4 separate regions of the Homo sapiens genome follow, and regions 1, 2 and 4 are each linked to region 3. A link is a contact called in ENCODE Hi-C or POLR2A ChIA-PET data. All regions are on one chromosome and are shown on one strand. Each heading gives the region's core, a stretch centred on a gene start or an enhancer-like site at or near the end of the contact. The rest is flanking DNA. Distances are from core to core; before and after follow the strand shown. Region 1 overlaps KANSL1 (KAT8 regulatory NSL complex subunit 1). Region 2 overlaps KANSL1 (KAT8 regulatory NSL complex subunit 1). Region 3 has its middle 28 kb from the start of LRRC37A. Region 4 overlaps MAPT (microtubule associated protein tau).

Region 1 (4,810 bases), core at 1,984-4,483, 170 kb before region 3:
AAGATACTTTTAAAGTACAGTTATCTGCTTCAATGTTGGCTGCAGGTCTAGCTCTACCCTAAATCCAGGAAATGATCTCAAGAGATCAATAAGAAACTAGGGATCATTCTTGAACAACAAAAATGCCCCCTACCCACAAAGAGACAAAACTAGTTAACCCTCGTATTTTATTCCCACCTTTCCTTACTTTTCAAGGCTTACCACCTTTCTATCCTGCAAAATCTTTTGGATTTATAGATTCCTTTCATTCCTAAAACTACCACCACACCAGGTCCCCATCTATCACCACTGGGCAACCCCAACAGCCTCCTTAGCTGCTCTTCCCAACACCAGTCAATCATACTACTTTTCCTCAATCAACTCCCCTCACACCTTTTTCATCCTGGCATTCTAATGTTTAAGGAACCATGCAGCTCCTTTGAAAATACAAAAGGAAAAGAAAATTACTTAAAACATTTTAGTTCGCAAGAACTTTGATAAATACACTTTTTCTTGGATATTAATGAAGGTCTTATGTCCCCTACACAGGTATTTACCTAAATAACAATACAAAGCGAGCCTCCTGATAATATGTTTTGGATAATATGGTTAATAAACTAATTAAAGAAAGGCAAGACAGCACTAAGGAATACTAACAATTCCCAATTTATGAACAAGTTTCATTTTACAAGTGTATCTGTGATGTGATGGTTTAGAACTCGAAGTGATTTCCAGGAGAAAGTTGTTACAACATTATTCTTCCATAATGCTGCTCAAACTCTCATCATCTCCAATGAAAAATGGAAAACCACAACTCAAGCGTCCAAGAAGTATCTTGTGTTCAAAATACCAGCAATATGAGCAGAAAGCTAAACTGTTATTAAGCATGAGAGGTGTACAGTTAACAAGTCTGGATAAGATATGAAGATGTTACCATACTCCAGTGGCAGAGCAGAGCACCACTAAACAGTAACACAAGAATAAGAGCTTCACATCTTTTGTTCCTTAACAAATACAAGCGGCCGGGCGCGGTGGCTCACGCTTGTAATCCCAGCACTTTGGGAGGCCGAGGCAGGCGGATCACGAGGTCAGGAGATCGAGACCATCCTGGCTAACACGGTGAAACCCCGTCTCTACTAAAAATACAAAAAAATTAGCCGGGCGTGATGGCGGGCGCCTGTAGTCCCAGCTACTCGGGAGGCTGAGGCAGGAGAATGGCGTGAACCCGGAAGGCGGAGCTTGCAGTGAGCCGAGATTGCGCCACTGCACTCTCGCCTGGGCCACAGAGCGAGACTCCGTCTCAAAAAAAAAAAAAACAAAACAAAAAAAAAACAAATACAAGCTATATAAACTCAGCTTATCAGAGGTAAAGATAGACTTCCTCCTCAATATTCGAAGTGTAAATTTATCACTCTGACAATTTACAGCTCAAAACAAGGGACACACATTGAACATTAGGGACATGTTTAATGTTATACCATACAGACTTCAGGAAAGAACACAGGACTAAGGTTGCAGAATAATACTTTAAATACAATGAGGACTTGGTTTCTAATATAGTCATTATCAATAATGAAGAAAATCACGTGGATTCTAACACTGATGAGTCAACTCATTCCTGATGCTTGTTTCTGTGCTATTAGTGAAATAACTGTTTTAACTATGTGCCTGAGTAGGACACTAGAATGCCTTAGAACGTTTGATTTTACCGTGTGCTTTATCCTAGTCCATACAAAAACATGTACTATATATACTGTAGTTATCACCTGAGTGGGAATTCTTTTCAACTCGTATTTTGCTCATTGCTTTTATAAACTTTTTATTGGTAAAAATGGCTTTGTCACCATGTGCTATACAAAAATTCATTAAAATGTTACATGATGAATTACTTTTTGGTTACCTAAATGCAGTATCAATATTTGCTTTTGTGACACCACATGAATAGTACACCTTAATGTTAACCAGCTATGTGCTAGTATTGGTTTACATAAGAAATATTTGTTGTATATAAATATTTCATTAGCTATGAACTTGTACTTTAATCGTTCTTTTTACACAGTTAGACTATTACCACAGAGAATTGAGAATGCTCTGTTGACTCTAAGAACATAGATCTTTCCTGTGTTTGTTTCACACTGCTTTTGAGCTAGGTAGTGAGTACCTGTGAATGGTTTTTTGTTGTTTTCTTCATGTGACTCAACAATTTTAAGACTTCTCATTGGTGAAATCTATGGTGAAACCCCATCTCTACTAAAAATAAAAAAAATTATCCAGACGTAGTCGCGCACGCCTGTAATCCCAGCTACATAGGAGGCTGAGGCAGGAGAATTGCTTGAATCCAGGAGGTGACGGAGGCTGCCGTGGGCCCAGACCACACGCCACTGCCCTTCAGCCTGTACAACAGAGTGAGACTCCCTCTCCCCAAAAAAAAAAAAAAAAAGCGCCCTCTATAAACACACTTAAACCATACAGTAAAAGTAATTAATTTTTTTCCTTGCAAATTCAGGGTTCAGCTTACATGTTGGCTAAAAATTAATTTTTGTTTTTAGTTCTTTAAAGTTATTAATAGTCAATGGGTTTAAAAGGGATTATCAATAGATCAACTCTTTTGTATTTATTAGATAAGTAGCACCAAAAGCTAGACATTGAACCACATGGAACACCACATGTTGACTACCAGGCCTAGTGCCTCTAATTAAGTCACCTAATTCTATTCTAAGATGGGAAATTTGTATGTCAATCCAGTAGAACAGGGCTGGTGGATTATGCTTCTCTTCCCTGATGTATTAACATAAATTTTTTTAAATCTCATTAAGGCAACAAACATGCCAGAAAAACCCGAATGGTGGTAATTTCAACTTTGATTCTGATTTCAGTCCCATCTCGATTCTTTCCTTTTAATGAAACAAAGGTTCTATTAGCCAACTAAAGTAAAATGACTGTTCACAGTGAGCTACACAGTGCTACATTCACACTGGTAGATAAATTGACAAAGGATTATGTGCTACTTCCAAGTGTGCAGGAAATCCTGAGACATCTAAGTTCTGAAATCTCCAGGTTATTTAGATAACTTTTAAAAACCAAAAGATTCAAATAAAACTGAGATCATCCCAGAGCGTACAATTGCCAGATTAACAGTTTTCAGGGTAAGAGTTAGGGTCACTGTGGGGCAGGAATGAGAAATCTTGAAATTGCTGAGTCACATGAAAAAAACAAAAACAAAAAACCACTCACAAGTACTCACTACCTAGCTCAAAAGCAGTGTGAAACAGAGGGAAGATCAGGAGACAAGTTCTCACTTTTACTTACTTTATGTGATCCTAAACATATAAATTGACCTCTGCAAATAAGAACAACATCTGCTTCACAAAGTTGTGATAGCCATACAATGATGTAATCCTAACTGCAACCTAAAATGTATGTATTAGATAAGAATAACAATTTAGTCAGCTGGGCACGGTGGCTCAGGCCTGTAATCCCAGCACTTTGGGAGGCCGAGGCAGGCAGATCACAAGATAAGGAGTCTGAGATCAGCCTGACTAACATAGTGAAACCCCGTCTCTACTAAAAATACAAAAAAAAATTAGCCGGGCTTAGTAGCACGCGCCTGTAATCCCAGCTACTCAGGAGGCTGAGGCAGGAGAATCGCTTGAACCCGGGAGGCAGAGGTTACAGTGAGTCGAGATCGTGCCACTGCTCTCCAGCCTGGGGGACAGAGCAAGACTCTGTCTACAAAAAAAAAAAAAAAAAAAAAAAAAGAAATAACAATTTAGTCATTATAACCATGGATTTAAATTCCGTATCAAAAAGGTACAAAAAAGGAAGAAAAACAGAATAAGATTAAAGAAAAACCTCTCAGATAAATTCAGGAAACAAGTGTTTTCAGTTAGCAACAAGCCATATTCTGAGAGTTTCTTGAGCTTTGAACTTTAGAGTCATCTAAAAGTTCCACTCTAAACAGAAAAATCAAAGTAGTCTATTAGAATAGACATTGCATTATCAGTGACATTACCACCAAATTTAAAAAGATGGAGGGGATAAAGCACAAGGAGAAAAAGAAGAGAACCAAACTGTCCAGAGTTAAATATCCCACATTTTAGTTGTAAAGTAAAACCCAGGAAAAAACTCGGATACATACTTCGTCTTAACCCATTCTCATCTGTCACATGACCTAGGTTGTGTCAGCTTTCTACAGATATCTGTAGTAATGTGGAACAAATGTACCAGAGCCAATACTTTTTTTTTTGAGATGGAATCTCGCTCTGTCACCCAGGCTGGAGTGCAGAGGCACGATCTCAGCTCACTGCAACCTCTGCCTCTCGGGTTCAAGTGATTTTCCTGCCTCAGCCTCCTGAGTAGCTGGGATTACAGGTGCCTGTCACCATGCCTGGCTAATTTTTGTGTTTTTAGTAGAGATGGGGTTTTGCCGTGTTGGCCAGGCTGGTCTCGAACTCCTGACCTCAAATGATCCGTCTGCCTCAGCCTCCCAAAGTGCTGCAGTTACAGGTGTGAGCCACAGCACCCAGCCCCAGAGCCAATTCTACCTAAACTGCCAATTCATCCTGACAGACCCTTGAAATTGAACACAGCACTTTTGTCTTACTACTTCAACTAGATTACCTCTAATATTTAAATGAAATTTGTGTAGTTTTGGTAGTTTATTTCAGCCAAGCATTTAGCCCACCATGAACTCACTCTATCCTTCTTCCTTCCATTTAACAAATATTTAAGCAACTATTAGTTACCAAGAATTAGACTAGGTTAGGGATGCAAAAACAAGAACTGTGGCTAAAGTTTACAATTTAATGGGGCAGATAGATGTTAATAATCA
Region 2 (4,905 bases), core at 348-2,847, 150 kb before region 3:
ACTAGCTCTTCCTCTAAACTTGCCTACTGTCAATGTTTTCACCTTCCTGCTCAGGCTGCCAGGCTCCAAATCACTAAGTTCCTACCATAATTAAGTCCTTCTACATTTCACATCTGTCTTTTTCTTTTTATTTCAATTGACCTAAATGTCCTTATTCACCCTTCACCTGGCCTCTAAAATGCCTAGTATTTCTGCTTCTAGTCTTACACCCAACGGTGCTCCTCACTCATTGCCTATGGGTCAAAGGCCAGCTTATTTAACATCAAATTCAATTTAAGACCTTACCTACCTCTTGGATCCATTTCTGTGGTTCCACAAACAGATTAAAAATTATACTTAAAACACACCAACACACATGCAGAGCTTTATTTCTGAAGAAGAAGAGAGAGGGGTGGAAAGGAAAAAACTTAAGAAACAATGTTCAATCTGAAAGTATCACTTCTAAGTGGAAGGCTACAAGGGATAATTAATAGCTACCAAAACTGAACACTGAAACATCACATCCCTCTTTCATGGAGCCATGTAAGTTAAAAAAGAATCTTAAACTGTTGAGGTATATCAACATAGACAAAATCTGAATGCCAAAGTGAGTTTCACTCTAGGATCAGGTTATCTGGCAGCTCCTGAAACAGGACAGTTTCAGGAACCCTGTACAAACCTCAGTGAAATGAAATAACTTCAAGCTGTTTGTTACAGGGGACTCTTGTGTCTTTTAGTCTAAGTAAAAGCAGCAATTTTCTACAATATATTTATATAAGCTGTGCATTTCCATGAAAGAAAGGAGGTCTACTGTGGATATATGCTTGGTATGAAATTATGTCAGAAACAAGTGGGAGCGAGGGGCAAGTCAACATGCTGTCACTAAATAAAAGACAGACCCCCAGAAATGACCTCAACAATCAAAGAAAACATGATAGTGTAAGTTAACATGATTAATTTTTTAAATTAATAGACTATATTTTAAAGTAATTTGAGGTTTAATGAACTGAGTAGACAGCAGAGTACCCATATACCCTCCCTTCCATTTCCTTTGCACATTTATTATACTTAATGAGCCAATACTTGCATATTCTTATTAACCAAAGTCCATTTACATCAAGGTTCGCTTTGTTTTGAATTTTGACAAATGTAAAACATGTACTTACCACGAAATTTTACAATATGCAATACCAAAAAATACAGCTAGATTCAAAGAGAGAATGTTTCAGCATCTCATTATCTTTATCACAGTAACATAAACTGAACTCCGATCTTCTCCCCTGCTCCCACCTAGTTTTCCCAGTCTTCCCATCTCAGTAAAGAGCAATACCTTCCATCCACTTGCTCAGACCAAAAATTCCTTCCTCTTTTATAACCCATACATCCAGCCCATCAGCAAATCCTACCTGCTCTAACTTCAAAATATATCCAGAATTGAACCTTAATTCTCACACTTTACCACCACCACTGGAACCCAAGACACCATTCTCTCACTAGGTTATTATAGTAGCCCCCTAACTCTTTTTTTTTTTTTTGCTTCTGTCCACAAACTAATCAGATCATGTCACTCCTCTACTCAAAGCAGGAACTGGCATTCTACCTTAGAGCAAGAGCTACAATCCTCACAACAGGCCTACTAGGTTCCACACAACCTGTCTCCACCTACCTCAGTTCCCTTTTCTGTCTATGACTTCACCTCCTGTGTCCTCTTCACCACTTGCTGTTGAAGCTACACTGGTTTGCTTGCCGGATTACTTCAGGCAGTCTCTGTCCTTAAAGTTTTGGCACTGGCTGTTCTTTTTGTCCAAAATATCTTCCACAAATGCTCACACAGCTGACTTCACATCCTGACACAAATATCACTTTCATAGTTAGGCCTTTTTCCCTGATGACCCTATTTATCACTGCATTGTTTTCCCCTGTACTCCTTATCCCTCTTACCTGCTTTATTTTTTTCTGCATAGCATTTGCTGCAACCAAATATATATTCTACTTTGTTATTTTATTGACCCCCCCACCCCACTAGAAAATAAATGCAGCAACTGAGGTTTCTGGCCTTAAAAAGCACTTAGTAATTATTTGTTGAATGAATAAACTATGGTGTACAGATTCTCCTCAACTTACAATGGGGGTTTTGTCCCAATAAACCCATCATAATTTGAAAATATCATAAGATGAAAATGCATTTAACGCACCTAACCTACTGAACATCAAAGCTTAGCTGGGCCTACCTTAACGTGCTCAGAACACATACATTATCCTACAGTTGGGCAAAATCATCTAACACAAAGCCTATTTTATAACAAAGCATGAATAACTCATTTACTGAAGACTGTACTGAAAGTGAAAACAACGGCTGTGGGTACTCAAAGTACAGTTTCCAGTTTTCACACGATAATAAAGTTGAAAAACCATAATTTGAACTATAGTAAGTTGGGGACCATCTGTCAAGGTTCCTAAAGGTGACATACAGGTGCTAGCAACTACAGTCTAAAAAAATAAAGCCCCAATTCTCAACAAATCAGTAACTGATTCTGGAAACACAGAAGTTCCTTTGACTCTCTTAAAGGCTTCAAGCCCCTCTATCAGAAAAAAATGTCTACAGTTTGAGGAGACTAGCCTGCTGCCTTCGGGATGTCCCCATCTGTTTTCTAGCCACTAACACAGCCACAAAGCATACCACACTTAGGAACAGATCTATGGGTAGGACACAAGCATATTTAGGCTGCTATCATAAAGATAAAGATGCATTCAGCCATAAATACTTAAACAAGTATTCATACTGGAAATATGAAACACTTTTAATCATATTCCTAACAAAAGTACCACGAGATTAACTGGCTGAGAAATAATGGGGGTGATCTCCTATCGACTACAAAAGTGGGTTAGAAACTGAAGTAATCTAACCTCATCAAGCAAGTAAAGCTTCACTTTACTGCACTTTGCAGATGCTGTTTTAAAAAAAAACAAATTCAATGTTTATGGCAACCCTGCATCAAGCAAGTCTATTAGCGTCATTCTTCCAACAGCGTGCACTCACTTCATGTCCATGTGACACATTTGGGTAATTCTCACAATATTTCAAATGTTTTCATTATCTGTTATGATGATCTGTGATCAGTGATCTCTGACACTGCCATTGTAATTTCTGGAGGTACCACGAACCGCACCCATAAAAGATGGAAAACTTAACTGATAAAAATGTGTGTTCTCACTACTCCACTGAATGGCCATTCCCCTGTCTCTCTCCCTCTCCTCTTGTTTCCCTATTCCCTGAAACACAACAATATTGAAATTAGGCCAATTAGTAACTCCTCAATGGCCTTTAAGTGTTCAAGTGGAAGAGTCTACAGCTCTCGCTTTAAATCAAAAGCTAGAAATAGACACTTGCGGATGTTTTCTGGTAAAATAGCTGAAAGAAAAGAATTTTTTTTAGAGACGGGGCGCAGTGGCTCATGCCTGTAATCCCAACACTTTGGGAGGCGGCGGCAGGCGGATCACCTGAGGTCAAGAGTTTGAGACCAGCCTGGCCAACATGGCGAAACCCCCTCTCTACTAAAAATACAAAAATTATGTGGGTGTGGCATTGCGCACTTGTAGTCCCAGCTACTCAGGAGGCTGAGGCAGGAGAATCACTTGAGCCCGGGAGGCAGAGGTTGCAGTGAGCCAAGATCGTGCCACCACACTCCAGCCTGGGCGGCAGAGCGAGACTCCATCTCAAAAAAGAAAAAGAATATATATTTTTTAAAAGCTAGAAGTGATTAAGCTTCTGAGAAAGGTATGTTGAAAGCCAACATAGGCTGAAAGTAAGGCCTCTTGTACCAGTTAGCAAACTTGTAAATGCAAAAGTTCTTGGAGAAAATTTAAAAAGTGCTACTCCAGTGAACACACAAATCGTAAGCAAGAGAAGCAGCTTTATTGCTGATATGGACAAAGTTTTAGTGGTCTGTATAGATCAAACCAGCCACAACATTCCATTAAACTGAAAGCCTAATCCAGAACAAGACCCTAATCCTCTTCAATTCCATGAAGACTGAGAGAGGTGAGGAAGCTGCAGAAGCAAAGTCTGAAGATGACGGAGGCTGCTTTACGAAGTTTAAGGAAATAAGCCATCTCCAATAACCTAAAAGTGCAAGGTGAAGCAACAAGTGCTGATGGAGAAGCTGTGGCAAGTTATCCAGAAGATCTAGCTAAGATCATCGATGAAGATGGCTCCATTAAACAACATGTCAGCAATGTAGAAAAAACAGCATTCTATTGGAAGACACAATCCAAAACTTTTGTGGCTAGAGAGTAGAAAGGAGAAATCCTGTCTTCAAAGAGAGGAGAATGCTTGACTTCAAAGCTTCAAAGGACAGCCTCTCTTGTTAGGAGCTAATGCAGCTGGTGATTTTAAGGTGAAGGCCAATGCTCCTTGACCATTCTGAAAATCTAAGGCCCTTAAGAATTACACTACATCAGCCAGGTGCAGTGGCTCATGCCTGTAATCCCAGCACTCTGGGAGGCCAAGGAGGGAGAACTGCTTGAGCCCAGTAGTTGGAGACCAGCCTGGGCAACACGGCAAGACCCCGTCTCTATAAAATAAAATAAAAACAAATTATGCTACATTTACTCTGCCTATGCTCTATAAATGAAACAACAAAGCCAGGATGTCAGAACATCTGTTGACAGCATGTTTTACTGAATATTTTAAGTCCACCATTGAGACCTCATGCTCAGAAAGATTCCTTTCAAAATACTGCTGCTCACTGACAATGCACCATTGCCGGAGAGGTCTGAAAGAGATGTACAAGGATATAAATCCTGTTATCATGCCTGTTAACACAACATCCATTGTGCAGCCCACAGATCAAGCAATAATTTCCACTTCTAAGCCTTATAATTTAAAAAATACATTCTGTAAGGCTATAGCTGCCATAGATAGTG
Region 3 (4,433 bases), core at 62-2,561:
GGGCCCCGAGGGCATGAACTTACTAGTGTTTATATGACTAGTGTTTATCTGGGCCTGTCTAGTCTGGAGAACCTGACTCTGGTGTACCCAAGCTTTGCAGTGGCTGTAGAGGTTTGCTCTTTTGGAGGGAGAAGATAATTCATTCCTCCAACACCTGAATGAGGGTAGATTAACCCACCTCCTTCAGCTGCAATTTGGCAAATTTCTCTTCTTTGATTTAATGCTCAACGGACAAATTTCCTTTCTTCTTCTTCTTCTTCTTCTTCTTCTTCTTCTTCTTCTTCTTCTTCTTCTTCTTCTTCTTCTTCTTCCTCTTCTTCTTTTTTTCTCCTCTTCTTCTTCTTCTTCTCCTCCTTCTCCTTCTTCTCCTTCTTCTTTTCTCTTCCTTCTCCTCCTCCTTCCTCCTCCTCCTCTTCCTACTCTTCTTCCTCTTCCTCTCCTCCTCCTCTTCCTCCTCCTCTTCCTTCTTCTTCTTCTTTCTTTTTTTTTCGGTTTTGAGACAGGGTCTCCGTCACCCAGGCTGGAGTGCAGTGGCACGATCTCGGCTCACTGCAACCTCCACCTCCTAGGCTCAAGCGATCCTCCCACCTCAGCTTCCCATGTGGCTGGGACCAAGGCGTGAGCTACCATGCCCGGCTAATTTTTGTATTTTTTGTAGAGACAGGGTCTCTCCATGTTGCTCAGGCTGGTCTTGAACTCCTGAGCTCAAGAGATCCTCCTGTCTCAGGCTCCCAAAGTCCTGGGATTACAAGCACGAGCCACCATGCCCGGCCTCAACAGGCAACCTTCTGATTAATAATTAGACCTCTGTGCCGGCCGTCGTGGCTGATGCCTGTAATTCCAGCACTTTGGAAGGCCAAGGCGGGTGGATGGCTTGAGGTCGGGCGTTTGAGACCAGCCTGGCCAACACGGTGAAACCCCGTCTCTGCTAAATATACAAAAATTAGCCTGGCATGGTGGCGTATGCCTGTAATCCCAGCTACTTGGGAGGCTGAGGCACGAGAATCGCTTGAACCCGGGAGGCAGAGGTTACAGTGAGCTGTCATATATAATGAAACAGTTTTACTAAACTTAGGAAGCAGTGACTTGGTGTCTCTAGAAATTGCCTAACATACACATTCCAGGATACATTCTCTGTCATCTGGAATCTCCTCCCTTCCACAAACCCACGCTGTCTTAAGCACTATTTTCCTATTTGTTGTTGACCTAATCTAGAAAAAAGCGGCCATCACTCTTTCTCCCCCACTCAGTCCCTCAGTCCCGAAACACCCTTATTCTCCGCACTTGTCACCCCACCCTCTGCTGCCCCCACCGCAGCGCGCAAACGCACACGAGTTTAAAGTTTAGGCTGTGATGCTATCCTCGCCCGCAGATCACAGGACAGACATTCTCGGGGACAACTTTGCGAGGCCATGTGCTCGTCCCCCTTAGGAAGGAAGAGGGAGAAATCCCTGCGGCTCGGTTTTGTTCCAATGGTCTGCTCAGCGAGTGATTCCCGTTTCCCCAAAGGCTGCCCCTCATTAGCATGAACGGGGACGCGGGTGTGGAGAAGGGGTTAGAGGAGAGAAAGCAAGCAAAAGCCCAGGCTCACTTTTAGAGCCTGGGAACCCTGTCTGCAAAAATGACAGCTAGAGCTTTCTGGCTCCTCTGTTTAATCGTCGGATCATCCCCCGAAGCTCCGGTGGAGAGAAAAAGTAAGATCGGTGTAGTGCGGAGCCCTGGGAGCGGAGCGGGGATCTGGGGAGGGGGCGCCCAGGCCTCAGCCGCCGGCCGACAACCGGGCCACCTTCCGTGAGGCCGCACACGCTCCCACAGGCCCGCGCCTGGCGCAAGCCGAGAACCGCGCGTCGCCGCGCCGCGGGCCCGCGACGGAGGAAGCCCCGAGACGCGCGCGCTCACGGGCCCTACGCTTCCCCGCCGCCCGGCCGCGCGCGCGCGCCGCCGAGGGCCCCGCCGGCCCTGCCCACCCCAACCGGCCGCGCGCCGTTGTGCCGGCCCCCGGCTCGCCGCCCGCGCCGCCGCCGCGCCTCAGCTTCAGATTCGGCCTCAGTCAGCCGCGCAGGGACGCGGAGCCCGGCGCCGAGCTCTGCGCTTGCGCTTGCCGGGCGGGCATGGACGGGCGAGAGGCGTTCTGCAAGCGCGAAATCGGTGAGCCCGGCCGCCGCGCCGCCGCCCCGCGAGCCTTTCCGAGTCCCGGAGAATCCTGCACGCGAGATCCCAGGGCGCCCGACCCATGCGGGCCGTTTCGCTGTTGCTAAAAACCAACGCCCAGGGACTGGGAGAGGAACTGGGGTTCCCAAACTGTTTTTTGGAAGCAGCGATGAACGGGATAGTGCATGACGTGGACGTGCTGGGCGCGGGCATCTGGCTGGTGACCCTGCTGGTGGATCGGGACGGGCTGTACAAGATGAACCGCCTGTACCTCACTCACCCCCGACGTCTTCTTCTTCCGAGTCCACATGTTAGTCCTGGACTCCTCCAGCTGCAATAAACCGTGTCCAGAGTTTAAACCTGGTATTGAAACTGAGCTGAATGACGCTGCATATGTACTTTATACCACCGTTTGTAACGTGGGTGCCACAGCCCGGGCTGTGGGTCGTCCAGTCTTTTTTTGGGACGGATGGGGGACAGTATTGTAACATGATTAGGATTTAGACGACAGGTATTATTTCCGCCACTGTGATTTAAGCACCGTCAGCCCCACCCCCACGGGTGAGAACGGCAGCTGTTGGCACAAAGCGGGCTGTCAATAAATAGATGTTGACAAATGGAGTGAGCGACCACCAAACACCATTGCCAGAAGGGACTGTACAGAACTGAGTTTAGAAAAGCTGCTTTTTTGGGGGAGTGTGTGGAGGGTTGGTAGCGGGGAATACCCACTCCCACATCTTTTTTTTTTTTTTTTTTTTTTTTTTAGACAGAGTCTCGCTCTGTTGCCCAGGCTGGAGTGCAATGGCGCCATCTCAGCTCACTGCAACCTCCGTCCCCCAGGTTCAAGCCATTCTCCTGCCCTCAGCCTCCCAAGTAGCTGGGATTACAGGCTGAGCCACTGCGCCCAGCCCCACTCCCACATCTTTCTAGGCATGTGCTCTGGGAAATCCTGATACAATGTGATAAGGACCTTTGTTCTGTAATGTGGGCTGGTTACGTATTGCTTTCCCTTCCCCACACCCCGTGCTACTTTTTGTATTTTTAGTACAGATGGGGTTTCACCATGTTGGCTAGGCTGGTCTCAAACTCCTGACCTCAAGTAATCTGCCCGCCTCGGCCTCCCAAAGTGCTAGGATTAAAGGCGTGAGCCACTGCACTGGCCTGGTTGGGTTGGTTATCTTCTAAAGGTCGCTAGACTGTTTCCACCTTGCCTGTAGACTAAATATCAGTTTCAACTTGTGCAGCAAGATAGTAGATTGCAGCTTAGGTATTTCTTAAAGGCCTTATATTTTCTGTTTCATGGCATTTAAAAGACGCTATGAATTAATGTTCTGGTTATTTTGTCCAGGCAGCAGGTATATTGTGATGGGCCACATCTACCATAAGAGAGGGCAGCTTCCTACAGCTCTGCTCCAGGTCCTGAGAGGCCATCTCTGTCCAGGGGATGGACTGCTGAGGAGCAGCAGCAGCTATGTGAAAAGGTTTAACCCAAAAAGGGAAGGGCAAATTCAAGGTGCAATTCATACCCAATGCATTTGAAACAACCATCCTGGCATTTCTGGATCACAAGAGACATCGGCAACAAGACATGAAAGGTCTATCTTCATGTAATGGGTCCTCCTTTAGAAGAGAGCCCAAAGCTACTCTATGAATGACCTGCATAGTTACAACTGTAATCTCGAAGGTGTCACTTTGTTATTTACAAGATGCTTCTTAAATGGGCTGCTCCTGAGCTCAGTGTCAAGGTGATTCAACTGTTGTGCCAGACAGTGATTTACACAGCTCAGATAACTGACCTGTCTAGTTAACAGATCACTGCTTCATGTTTTTAAATATTTTAATTTAATACATTCTTTAGTAGAAATAGTCCACAAAACATTTTCCTGAATTTAAATACACAACTTTTATATCATGTATCAAACCTGATTTTATATTCAAACCTGATTTATATTCAAAACTTATATGTGAAGATTAAATTCTTCACATAACAGTAAGCGCACTAGTCAAAAGACATTTACCTATGAAACGTCATTTAGATCAAACACAAGGGTCAAAGCCCAGGACAAGGATTAAAATTTTACACTTAAAAAGTACCAAGCCGGGCGCGGTGGCTCACACCTGTAATCCCAGCACTTTGAGAGGCCGAGGCGGGTGGATCACCTGAGGTCCGGAGTTCGAGACCAGGCTGACCAACATGGAAAAACCCTGTCTCTACTAAAAATACAAAAATTAGCCGGGTGTGGTGGCACATGCCTGTAATCCCAGCTGAGGGAGGCTGAGGC
Region 4 (4,440 bases), core at 223-2,722, 250 kb before region 3:
ATGGCGGAAGGCAAAGGAGAAGCAAAGGCATTTCTTACATGGCGACAGGCAAGAGAGCGTGTGCAGGGGAACTCCCATTTATAAAACCATCAGACCTCATGAGATTTATTCACTATCATGAGAACAGCATGGGAAAGACCCGCCCCCATGATTCAGTTACCTCCCACTGGGTCCCTCCCATGACACATGGAATTATGGGAGCTACAATTCAAGATGAGATTTGGGTGGGGACACAGCCAAACCATATCAGTCTCCCTCTGTCATCCAGGCTGGAGTGCACTGGCATGATCTCGGCTCACTGCAGCCTCTACCTCCCTGGGTCAGGTGATCTTCCCACCTCAGCCTCCCAGGTAGCTGGAACTACAGGTACCTGCCACTATGCCTGGCTAAATATTTTGTATTTCCTGTGGAGACGAGGTTTTGCCACGTTGCCCAGGCTGGTCTTGAACTCCTGAGGTCAAGCAATATGCCCACCTCGGCCTCCCAAGGTGCTGGGATTACAGGTGTGAGCCACAGTGCTCGGCCTAAGTCACTGCAGTTTTTAAAGCTCCCAGGTGATTCTTCAGTGCAGTCAAAAGTGAGAACTGGCTGGGTGCGGTGGCTCATGCCTGTAATCCCAGCACCTTGGGAGGCGAAGGTGGGCAGATGGCTTGAGGTCAGGAGTTCAAGACCAGCCTGGCCAACATGGTAAAACCCCATCTCTACTAAAAATACAAAAGTTAGCTGGGTGTGGTGGTGCGTGCCTGTAATCCCAGCTACTTGGGAGGCTGAGGCATGAGAATTGCTTGAACCCAGGGGACAGAGGTTGTAGTGAGCCGAGATCGTGCCACTGCACTCCAGCCTGGGCAACAGAGTGAGATTCCATCTCACAAAAAAAAAAAAAAAAGCGAGAACCACTGTCCTAGGCCCTGATGTTTGCAGGCAACTAAAAAAGGAAGTGGACATCCCCAGTCAGCTGTGGCGCACCAAGAACAAGTCATGGGAACATAACCTAATTTTCTAAATGGGTTACTAGGCACTTAGAGCAAAACAATGATGCCGAAATCCTGATTTCAGCAAAGCCTCTGCCTGCCTGTCTTGGAAGTATCCACATGAGGCTGCTGGGGCCTTGGTGTCCCCAGCAGTTTCTAGTCTCTAGGTCTTGCTGTGGGTGTCTGTGCAGTGAGGGTGTGTGTGGCGCTGGGTGAGCTCTGTCTAGGCCTGGCACAGGATGCGGTCTGGTAGCTGCTGCTTCTCTTCTGCAGAAGCGCAGCCAAGCACCCTCTGGGGTTTCAGGCCCACACCCAGCCTGAAGTTCTGGGAGTGGCTCACTTTCCAACCTTCAGGGTCTCCCAGCAGCTGACTGGGGAGTGGTGGAGGGAAAAGGGATTGTATTAGTCCGTTTTCACGCCGCTGATGAAGACATACCCGATACTGGGCAGTCTAAAAGATAGAGGTCTGATGGACTCACAGTTCCACGTGACTGGGGAGGCCTGACAATCATGGTGGAAGGTGAAAGGCTTGTCTCACACGGTGGCAGACAAGAGAAAAGAGCTTGTGCAGGGGAACTCCCCTTTATAAAACCATCAGATCTCGGGAGACTTATTCACTATCATGAGAACAGCACGGGAAAGACCCTCCTCTATGATTCAATTACCTCCCACCAGGTCCCTCCCACAACATGTAGGAATTGTGGGAACTACAATTCAAGATGACATTTGGGTGGGGACACAGCCAAACCATATCAGGGCGTCCCAGAAAGGGTATAGGGTCTGAGACCCAAGTCAGCATGAGAAAGTATGCTTCTCATGGTGGCCCAGTTGGGTGGAAGTGGCAGCCGGGCCGTCTTTCCACCAGGCCACTCAAGTAGCAGCTGAGAGACCCCTGCCCTGGCCAGTCCCCGCCCTCCCCTCTTGCCACTGCCTCTGGTTCTGAACAGATGGGCACCCTCATCTTGTATTTGTGATTAATGTCTAACAATGTAGTTTTGTGAGAAGGGTTTGCTGATACAGCCTTGCTGCAGATGCTGCGAACTGTGGCCTGGGGCAGACCTTACCTCCAGACACGCCCTGAGGCAGGGGAGGGCACTGGCCCGTAGCTGGCCGAGAGCTCTCGGGTTGCGCGACAGGGATACTTTTCAGCGGCTGGGTCGCTATCCAAAGTGAGAAAACGAGGAGGGACCAGGAGGCTGTCCGCCTCAAGAGATGTGGGGGCCAGGTCCAGTTATCTGGGGAAGCAGTAAGCTTCTCTGCTGTTTCTAACCCCAGGCCTCCCCTGGTCTAAGGCAGGGCCTCCCAGCCTCGGGGCACTTTAAAGATATCTGGGCCTGGCCCCATCCCCACAGTCTGACTGAGTGGGTCTGGATAGGGCCTGAGCATTGGTGATTTCCTGGGTGAAAGGAGGCCCCTCACAGTCTCTGGAAGCTTCTCTGTGTTAGGAAAAGCTCTGGGCTTGACTCTGCTTTGAAAGTCAAGATCCGCAAATCCTCTCAGCCTCAGTTTCTCCTTCAGCAAGATGAAATGGAAATGCTGTACCTACGTCCCGGGGTGGTTGTGAGACCCAAAAAAGACAATGTTCTGGAAGGTTCCTGGTGCGTTGCAGTCCTCTAAGAACCTGAGTTAGAGCCACGCTGAGTCTCAGCTTCTTGGCTCCTTCTGTTTCAAACTCGTCCATGTGATAGCTCAGGAAGGGTAGGCAGGGCCCTGCCCCCTACTCAGAAAACACCATCCTGGTCCTGGGGATCCCCGCAGCATTAGTCCCCTGTTTTCCCAGTGTATTGAGAAAAATTGCTAACAAGCAGTGGGGCACACCACCAGCCTCCTGGGTTCCTTTCAGTTTGGGGATTTTTGGACATTCCCAGGAATGTCTTAAAAAACACTTCAAAAAACATTAACATAAATATTTTTATCAAAGCCTGTATTAAATGGTCTTTCAAGAAAATACAGTAACAGGTCAGGCATGGTGGCTCATGCCTGTAACCCCAGCACTTTGGGAGGCCAAGGCAGGCAGATCACCTGAAATCAGGAGTTCAAGACCAACCTGGCCAACACAGCCAAATCCCATCTCTACAAAAAATACAAAAATTAGCTGGGTGTGGTGGCACACACCTGTAGTCCCAGCTACTTGGGAGGCCGAGGCAGGAGAATTGCTTGATCCCGGAGGCGGAGGTTGCAGTGAGCTGAGATCGTGCCACTGCACTCCAGCGTGGGTGACAAGGTGAATCTTTGTCTCAAAAAAAAAAAAAAAAAAAAGATAAAATACAGTATACAGTAATAGAGAACAATCCTTTTTTCAAAGTAGTGACCCCAAATGAACAAAATATGCATCTAGCTTAAATGCGAACCTGGTTTTCTCTACGCCCATTCAAGCCCCTGCAATAGGGGCCCTTCACCCCGCATCCATGGACTCCTAAAATTATATGGAAAATGGCTGTGTGTGAGTGTGGATGGACATGTGCACACATATTTTTGGCTTTACCAGATGCTCAAAGAGCCTAGGACCCAAAAAGGGCTGAGAATGACCGTGTCGGCCACTTCAGGGTCATCAGGAATTGCTGTGCACTGCTCACTTCTCCAGTGAACACTTTCTGCTTCTGTGTTTCCTGGTATCCTTTGGGACTCCTGGCTAGGTCATGTGTTTCTCTACTTTCAAAAGGGCTTCAGCCAGGCACGATGGCATGAGCCTGTAGTCCCAGTTGCTCTGGAGGTTAAGGTGGGAAGATTGCTTGAGCCCAGGAATTTGAGGCCAGCCTGGGCAAGTAGATAGGTAGATGATTGATAGATAGATAGATAGATAAATAGATGGATAGATAAGTCGCTAGACAGTCATCCATCCACCCATCCACACATAAAAAGGCCTTTGTCATGTCATGTTTTGTGGCCCACCTGCCAGTGTTGCCCACAGTTGCTGCCCCTCCAAACTCATCAGTCACTGGCAAACAGGAGGAATGTGTGGCTCATGTCTGGGCATCAGTGGCTGTGGGAGACATCCTTGATCTTCTCCAGCTTCTCCTTCCACATTTTCCTTTGCAATCTGGCAATATCTATTAAAATAAAATGTGCATGCCTTTTGACCTAAGAGCTTCACTTCTAGGACCCACTTACACGTGTGTGACATGATGTTCATACGGGTTTATTTATCTGAGGTTGTTCATACACACCATTGCCTGTAATCACTAAAGGCGGGAGCAGCCTACACATCCATCCACAGAGGAGTAGATGCCTTTTGGTACATCCGTGGCGACGGAATACTAAGCAGCCTGTGTATCTATACACTCACACGTGTTTGTTTATGTGTGGAATATCTCTGGAGGGTACACAAGAAACTTAAAATGATCACTGTCTCTGGGGAGGGTACCTGGGTGCCTGGGAGGCAGGTCAGGGAAGGAGTGGGCACAGGTATTACCAATTGGAAGACAATAAAAACAACAGCTCCTGGCCAGGCGCAGTGGCTCACGCCTGT

Evidence for each region. A loop is a pair of places that touch in the nucleus more often than their neighbours do. ChIA-PET counts read pairs that join two places held with the same protein, here RNA polymerase II (POLR2A). Pooled maps may share reads with other maps.
Region 1: a loop to region 3 is called in a pooled map, with 1.9 times the contacts of the local background. The contact joins two enhancer-like sites. A Hi-C loop is called at or near these places in 2 of 50 pooled maps. POLR2A ChIA-PET finds 5 or more read pairs at or near these places in 2 of 52 experiments (AG04450 and GM12878).
Region 2: a loop to region 3 is called in a pooled map, with 5 times the contacts of the local background. The contact joins two enhancer-like sites. A Hi-C loop is called at or near these places in 1 of 168 maps with a recorded cell type or tissue (endothelial cell of umbilical vein) and 4 of 50 pooled maps. POLR2A ChIA-PET finds 5 or more read pairs at or near these places in 4 of 52 experiments (A549, GM12878, OCI-LY7 and 1 more).
Region 4: a loop to region 3 is called in a map of natural killer cell, with 5 times the contacts of the local background. The contact joins two enhancer-like sites. A Hi-C loop is called at or near these places in 2 of 168 maps with a recorded cell type or tissue (ascending aorta and natural killer cell) and 2 of 50 pooled maps. POLR2A ChIA-PET finds 5 or more read pairs at or near these places in 7 of 52 experiments (AG04450, BJ, CD4-positive, alpha-beta T cell and 4 more).

The regions. Positions count from the first base shown.
Region 1 is chr17:46,098,043-46,102,852 of GRCh38, forward strand. All of the region lies in intron 2 of KANSL1 (KAT8 regulatory NSL complex subunit 1), which reads right to left. Among named protein-coding and RNA genes, the nearest start is that of KANSL1, 93 kb to the right of the region's middle. Within about 2 kb of position 3,234, at least 4 of the 41 ENCODE cell types and tissues checked have a DNase peak (open chromatin) inside an H3K27ac peak, as active enhancers do.
Region 2 is chr17:46,119,679-46,124,583 of GRCh38, forward strand. All of the region lies in intron 2 of KANSL1 (KAT8 regulatory NSL complex subunit 1), which reads right to left. Among named protein-coding and RNA genes, the nearest start is that of KANSL1, 71 kb to the right of the region's middle. Within about 2 kb of position 1,598, at least 3 of the 41 ENCODE cell types and tissues checked have a DNase peak (open chromatin) inside an H3K27ac peak, as active enhancers do.
Region 3 is chr17:46,265,005-46,269,437 of GRCh38, forward strand. It overlaps a transcript of LRRC37A not described here and the pseudogene LOC100132570. Among named protein-coding and RNA genes, the nearest start is that of LRRC37A, 28 kb to the right of the region's middle. Within about 2 kb of position 1,312, at least 33 of the 41 ENCODE cell types and tissues checked have a DNase peak (open chromatin) inside an H3K27ac peak, as active enhancers do; they include CD4-positive, alpha-beta T cell and natural killer cell, where a contact is called at or near this core.
Region 4 is chr17:46,019,144-46,023,583 of GRCh38, forward strand. The region is part of intron 12 of MAPT (microtubule associated protein tau); the gene reads left to right. Among named protein-coding and RNA genes, the nearest start is that of STH, 22 kb to the left of the region's middle. RefSeq lists an enhancer at 4,359-4,440. Within about 2 kb of position 1,473, at least 6 of the 41 ENCODE cell types and tissues checked have a DNase peak (open chromatin) inside an H3K27ac peak, as active enhancers do; they include CD4-positive, alpha-beta T cell and natural killer cell, where a contact is called at or near this core.